2 separate regions of the Mus musculus genome follow, and region 1 is linked to region 2. The links are chromatin contacts, found by Hi-C or POLR2A ChIA-PET in ENCODE. All regions are on one chromosome and are shown on one strand. The core of a region is the stretch at or near the end of the contact, and the rest is flanking DNA. Distances in the headings are between cores, read along the strand shown. Region 1 overlaps Ank (progressive ankylosis). Region 2 holds the start of Ank (progressive ankylosis).

The links. Hi-C counts contacts between places; a loop is a spot of excess contacts on that map. ChIA-PET counts read pairs that join two places held with the same protein, here RNA polymerase II (POLR2A).
Region 1: a loop to region 2 is called in a map of gastrocnemius, with 2.4 times the contacts of the local background. The contact joins the enhancer-like site here to the promoter of Ank in region 2. A Hi-C loop is called at or near these places in 6 of 37 maps with a recorded cell type or tissue (T-helper 17 cell, gastrocnemius, heart and 1 more). POLR2A ChIA-PET finds 5 or more read pairs at or near these places in 3 of 5 experiments (Patski and embryonic stem cell).

Annotation. Positions count from the first base shown.
Region 1 is chr15:27,502,094-27,504,964 of GRCm38, reverse strand. All of the region lies in intron 1 of Ank (progressive ankylosis), which reads right to left. Among named protein-coding and RNA genes, the nearest start is that of Gm29901, 18 kb to the left of the region's middle. Within about 2 kb of position 1,535, at least 3 of the 3 ENCODE cell types and tissues checked have a DNase peak (open chromatin) inside an H3K27ac peak, as active enhancers do; they include gastrocnemius, heart and left cerebral cortex, where a contact is called at or near this core.
Region 2 is chr15:27,465,407-27,468,338 of GRCm38, reverse strand. Ank (progressive ankylosis) reads right to left here and starts at 1,662. Exons shown (of 12, transcript NM_020332.4): 1 at 1,240-1,662. The coding sequence starts at 1,335.

The sequences.
Region 1 (2,871 bases), core at 286-2,785, 37 kb before region 2:
TGTAACTACCTTTGTAACTATGGTCCCAGGGGGTTAATGCCTTCATCATATGACTGCCATCATATGACCTGTGGTACACATATATACATGCAGGTAAAATGCTCAAACACATAAAACAAAGCAATTTTTTTAATTAAAAATACTAATTAGGGCTGGAGAGCTAGCTCAGTTGATAAAGCCATACCCATATAAGGATTTGATCTCCAGGGTCCAACACAATGAGACCAGAAATGGAGGCATGTCCCCAATACTGAGAGTGAGACAGGCGGGTACCTGCGTTCTTATGATTGAGTTTTGTTATATAGCCCAGGCTGTCCTAAAACCAAGTGGCTTCAGAGTGCTAAGCAGGCTACAAGCTATAGGCAAAGTGGCGAATCACCTCTGCCTAACCAGTGCCAGCTTGGCTTCTCTGGACGGAGCTGGCAAAAGTGGCCAGAGTAGAGGTATTCTGGGTCAGGAGGCCTCCATCACCGAACTCCTGACAGCGTCTCCCTTCCTTGCCTGGATCTGTTGCTATTCGTCTACTTCTGTTACACTCAGTTATTTTTATAAGTTAGTGAAGTCGCTCTTTATCTCTAAGGCACGTACACACACATACACACACACACTCTCAACCCGCAATGTTTACACAGCCCAAGCCGTCAGGGAATTTCTTCTCAGCCACTTCCTGCCCCCACAGCCTAGAGAAGTTTGGTTTGGCCTCCTTTAGGGGGTGGTGGGCACACTTTCCTTCCGTCCTATTCCTGTCATCCCCTGTTGTGCCCACCTTGGGTTATTCTGGCCTGATTGGTGTGTGTAAACAGCAGGAGTTGGCAGGATCCTGAGGCCAGCCACAGGCAATATTGTAGTTCTGATAGGGCCGGGCATTAGGAGAGCTCTTGTCCCATGAGCCCAGGCTAGCAGAAGAGTTTATGCGTTGAGGGAAGAGTTACATGTAACACTGGAGACATCTTGGCAATCATCTCGGAGCACAGCTAGGTGCAGACTCACAGCTTCCCTCTCAGACGCAGATGGTGCCAAATGAAGACCATAAATCACATAACGACAGCCCTCCGATGTAGGAAACGGTCACCTTGCACTCTGAAGACCATCATTTTCGTGGGGAGGTGGCTGTACTCCTGGCTGAAGTTACTCATCAGTTATGATGATAAACTGTCAAAAGCACTAACCTTATGAATTCTATCTTAGCATCCTGTGTACATGAGGACAGCTTATATTTCTCAGGTCTCAAGAGAACACAGAAACACGAGGGAGCCTCCCCAGGGGCCCTTCTCCCTCCCCCTCCCCCATTTCCATACAGGGTCTCACTATGAGGTCCAAGTTGGCCTCAAACCCTTGATCCTCCTGCCTCAGCTTAGTAGGCACTAGGCTTTCAGGTGAGGTGTGCAACAGCTTTTTTTTTTTTTTTTTTTTTTTTAGTTGAATTCCACAGAGATGTTCCTCTTCAAAGGCTGGTCCTTGAGACATGTGTGACGTGGCACGTGAAGGCTGTGCGGTACCAGCCTAGCAGAAGTGGTTTTAGGAACGCACTCTTGCTCACACGCTACCGGAGAGCAGGCAAGCTGCCCAAACGCCACTTCCCAAGCATTTGCTAGTTTATTTATAAAGTAGGGCTTTGACACCCTTTCCCGTCCTATCTCAGAGCCTGTAGTGTATTTGTAGGACTTTGACATTTTTCGGTAGAAGCTGAGTTCTAACTGCATAACACACTCAGTTTTTGATAAGTTGATGGAGTTATTTCTAGAAATCAGGGCTCTGAGAAGAACAAAGTATACTCCTTGTGAAGGTATTTCTGGCTATTACAGTGTAGTACAGGGTAAGAGTGAATTGAGAATGACTCGACCTTGGATGGGTCACTTTACCTCTACCACCCACCCACCCCCCACTCCCCCATGCCCTCCCCACCCCCACCACCCCTTCCAGAGAACGGCCAAGAGAAGACACGAAAACACTTTTCCTAGAGCTATTGTGAGGGCTGGCAGCGTTCAGCTTCTGTGCTTAGTTAGGATCCTTCAGGAGTCCCCTGCCCTCCTCATTATCACTGCCAGCGTGAATCTGGCGAGACAGCTCCGTGGAGAAAAACACTCGCTCCTGAGCTTGAAAACCTGAATTTAGTCCCTGGTACATTCACAAATGCAAGAAGAGAGCCTGCAAACTGACCTCTGACTTCAACATTCACGTTGTGGCATGCTCTGTCCCTCCCTCCCCTTGCCAAAATAGTAAATGAGCGCAATTAAAAACGAATTTAGAGAATCATCGGTGAGTTAAAATGGCCCTCACGGTTCATGCTTGGGAAAGGCACCTTCTGTGCTGTGACCAATATGGATCTCCTCTAAGAAGAATGCCCTTTGTACAGCGGCCCTGGGGGAGGAATGGTCTAAGCTTGTTCTTTTCCCTCTAACCTGGACATAGTGCAGCGATCTGTGCATTGTTTGAATAAGCTACATTCTCCAGTCATGGGCATAGCGTCTGGGCCATGCGACGTTCTCACGAGTACTTTGCTCTTTCTAGAGGGTTTCGTCCTGGGGTGTGTCTCTGAAGAGCTACATCTTAACGGTAAACTTCTCACAAAGTGACCCTGGTCTTGTCTACACTGCTCTGTCTCATCGCACAATACAGTGCAGTGGGCCAGGGGCCTTTTGAAAATATTAATAATTAACTGCATTTATTCTTATAATTATGCTATTAATTAATAATACTGTGGAGTAGGTGGTAGTTTACAGAAGGGCTGAGGATGTGGCTCAGAGGCAGAACCTTGGTCCTGTATACGAAGGCCTGGGTTCCAGGCCTAGGACCACAAAAGAAAAAGACTTAATGAAGTGGGTTGTGGTAGCAACCACAGGAGACAAGGCAGCATGCTTTACTCTGTAA
Region 2 (2,932 bases), core at 413-2,912:
TTCTGCCACAGGCTCAGTGTAAACGCAAACTTGTGTTTATAATCACAAACAAAACCTACCTACCCAAGAAACACTTAAGTGACATTCCTAGTCTTCTTGTTCTTGACAAGTCCGAGGCTTAAAAGCTGGTGAGACGTTTTAATAATTTTCTATGTCTTAATCATCTCCAACGCATGTGAAGCAGATACCTCGTTTTCCTGTGCTCCTGTATCGACTCTTCACCTGCCTGTATGAATTATCCTTCCCTACACAGAGGTGGGCTATACCTGCCTACCCAGTGACTGTCAGAAACTCCTCACTCCCGCCTCCATCCAGAGCCCCTTAATGAACAAAAGAGGGTTTATCCCACTGCTTTGAAAGGAAAAAATAGTACATTTGCAAAAGTAGGTCTATCTTACACTTTTGAAAAGGTCCAGCTCCCACCCCCAAACCCTCTCCCGGACCTTAGGCTGTAACTGCAACTGCCAGGAAGCCCTGCAAAAGGGTACCAGTGCCTCACCGCCACGGGAGAGCCTGCAGCACCAGATTGGTAATGACGCCACATGGAGATAGCGTGAAAAAAGAATGAGAAGGCAGCACCAGAAATGTGCTCTCGTCCAAAGGGGTGGAAGGAAGAGAGGAGAGAGAACACACACACACACACACACACACACACAGAGAGAGAGAGAGAGAGAGAGAGAGAGAGAGAGAGAGAGAGAGAGAACAGATATCCTAAAGTAGATATAATCAGTGATCCTCTAGGCAAGGTACCTCCTGGACACCCCTAATCCTTACCTAGGCTACATGCAAAGATGTAAATTTGGAAGTACGTGGGAAATCAACTTGGAGACATTGTAAGGCAAATTCTCCCACCATCACTACCATCACCAAACCCTGTGCAAGTAAAAAGCCAGCACTAAATGCTACTAGAAACTACATGCAGTTCTGGGCCCGAGGTTTACATAATCACAAATTACATAATACTCATCCCGAGCACTAAACCCCTTTCTATAGGTGAAGTTCCCCATCATCCCGTCGCTTGCTATTTTCCAAAGAACGCTGGAAAAGTCTCCAATATCTGCGGAGGGAGGGGATGGGGCGCTGCAAAAGTCACCCTCGACAAGCCGCAAAGCCACGTCAAATGGTCCAGGGTAAAGGGGGTTCGGAGCAGGTGACTCCTCTCCTCCCGCATCCCCCCGGCGCCCGGCATCCAAGGCCGAGGCTGGGCGAGCGAGGCGCACCGGGCGCGGCCGGGCTTACCTGCTCCCCGAAGTCGATGGCTATGTTGGTGATGCCGAGGGGCACCAGGAACCGGATCAGGGGCCAGTAGTGCGTGAGCGCCGGGAATTTCACCATAGTCCCCGCCGTGGGCTGACCCCACACTCATCTGCCGCCGCGAGGGCACTGTGCTGGGAGGCGCGCGGAGCGCAGCGCGGGGACGGAGGCCGCGGCCGGCGGGGCCTGGGGCGGCGGCTGCTCGCGGCGGCGGCGGCGTCCTCTCCAAGCGCTGCTGCTCTAGCAGGAGAGCCGCGAGCTCAAGTCCATCCCCGCTGCCCTCCCACACAACAAAGATCTGCCGGGGAGAAAGAGAGGAGGGACAGGGACGGCAGCGGCGGCAGCGGCGGCGGCGGCGGCGGCGGCAGCAGAGGCTTCTGCTGACAGCGGCTCCATTATAAGCGCTCTGGGCCCGGAAATAAATAAATAACCGCGCGCACGAGGCGCCTCCGCCGCCGCCGCCGCGCCGCGCGGAGGAAATCAGGGGCGGGCGGAGGCGCGACACCGCTGGCGACCCGGGAGGGGGCCGGCCCGGCGCCGCCTCCCCGCTCCGCTGCGCACGGCTCGGCCGCGGGGGGCGCTGCGCTCGCACAGGCCACTGCCGTCCGCGCCCGCGGGGGACCGGGGCGCCGCCTGAGCCGAGCGCGCGGAGCGGGGAGTCAGGCGGGGCGGGCGAGCGGGCGGGGACTCCGGGTGACCCGACACCGACAGCCCCATGCTGTCCCCGGAGCGTCCGGCAAGGCCGTGTGAGCGCCGTCTCCAGAGTTGGGAACCAGGAGTAGAGCTTCGGGGACAACCGAGCTGGAAAGGCCTCGGCGTCCGGGCGGCCTTGAGGCGGACTGGGAGCTGCTTTAGGGTGATGGGGATACGGCTGCATTAGTGGGAGAGAAGGATGGTTTACCAAAACGAGCATCTCGCATCTCTCGTGACAGAGATCTGCAGACCCTGGGGAAAAATACACCGGGTGGCAGGGACTGACTGTCCGTCCTGGACTAGGGTTCTGGGATGCTCCATACCGGTCTCCAGCTTTTGCTAGTAATGTGCAACCGTTTACTTATTTAAAAGTCGACCGGTAAATATGCTTAAAAAAAAAAAAAAGGAAAGAAAATCTGCTCGGCTGTGTTATAATATGTCCCCAGTGATTTCATGATAAATCAGTTGCTGAGCTGAGACTTTTACCTAAAACTGAAAAGCTTGACAAAGCCAGCATCAGCCGGTGTCCCAGTATAGTGTATGAAAAAAGGGTCCAAGCCAGTGACTGAAGCATTCACAGCAGGGCGGGGCTGGCCTCCAAGAGACGAGTACAGTCACACAAAAAAGCTTAGCTCGTAGAGGGTCCTGTGCCTGCTTTGGCTCTCTGTTTTTGCCTTAATACTTTTCATTAATATTTATTTTATTATTTTATGTCTATGGGCAGATATTTTTTTTTGTCTGCATGTCTGTCTGTGCATGACATGCTTGTCCAGCACCCACAGAGCCCAGAAGAGGGCATTGGAGCTTCTCCTGGATTCCAGAACATTGTGAGCTACCATATGAGTGCTGGAATGGAACCCGGGACTCTGGAAGAGCAGCAGTCGGTGCTCCTAACTGCTGAAACATCGTTTTCTTCAAACCCTGGTCTTGCCCTCTTGAAATGATGAATTTCTGAACAAGGGGCCTTAGCTTTTCATTCTGTAGC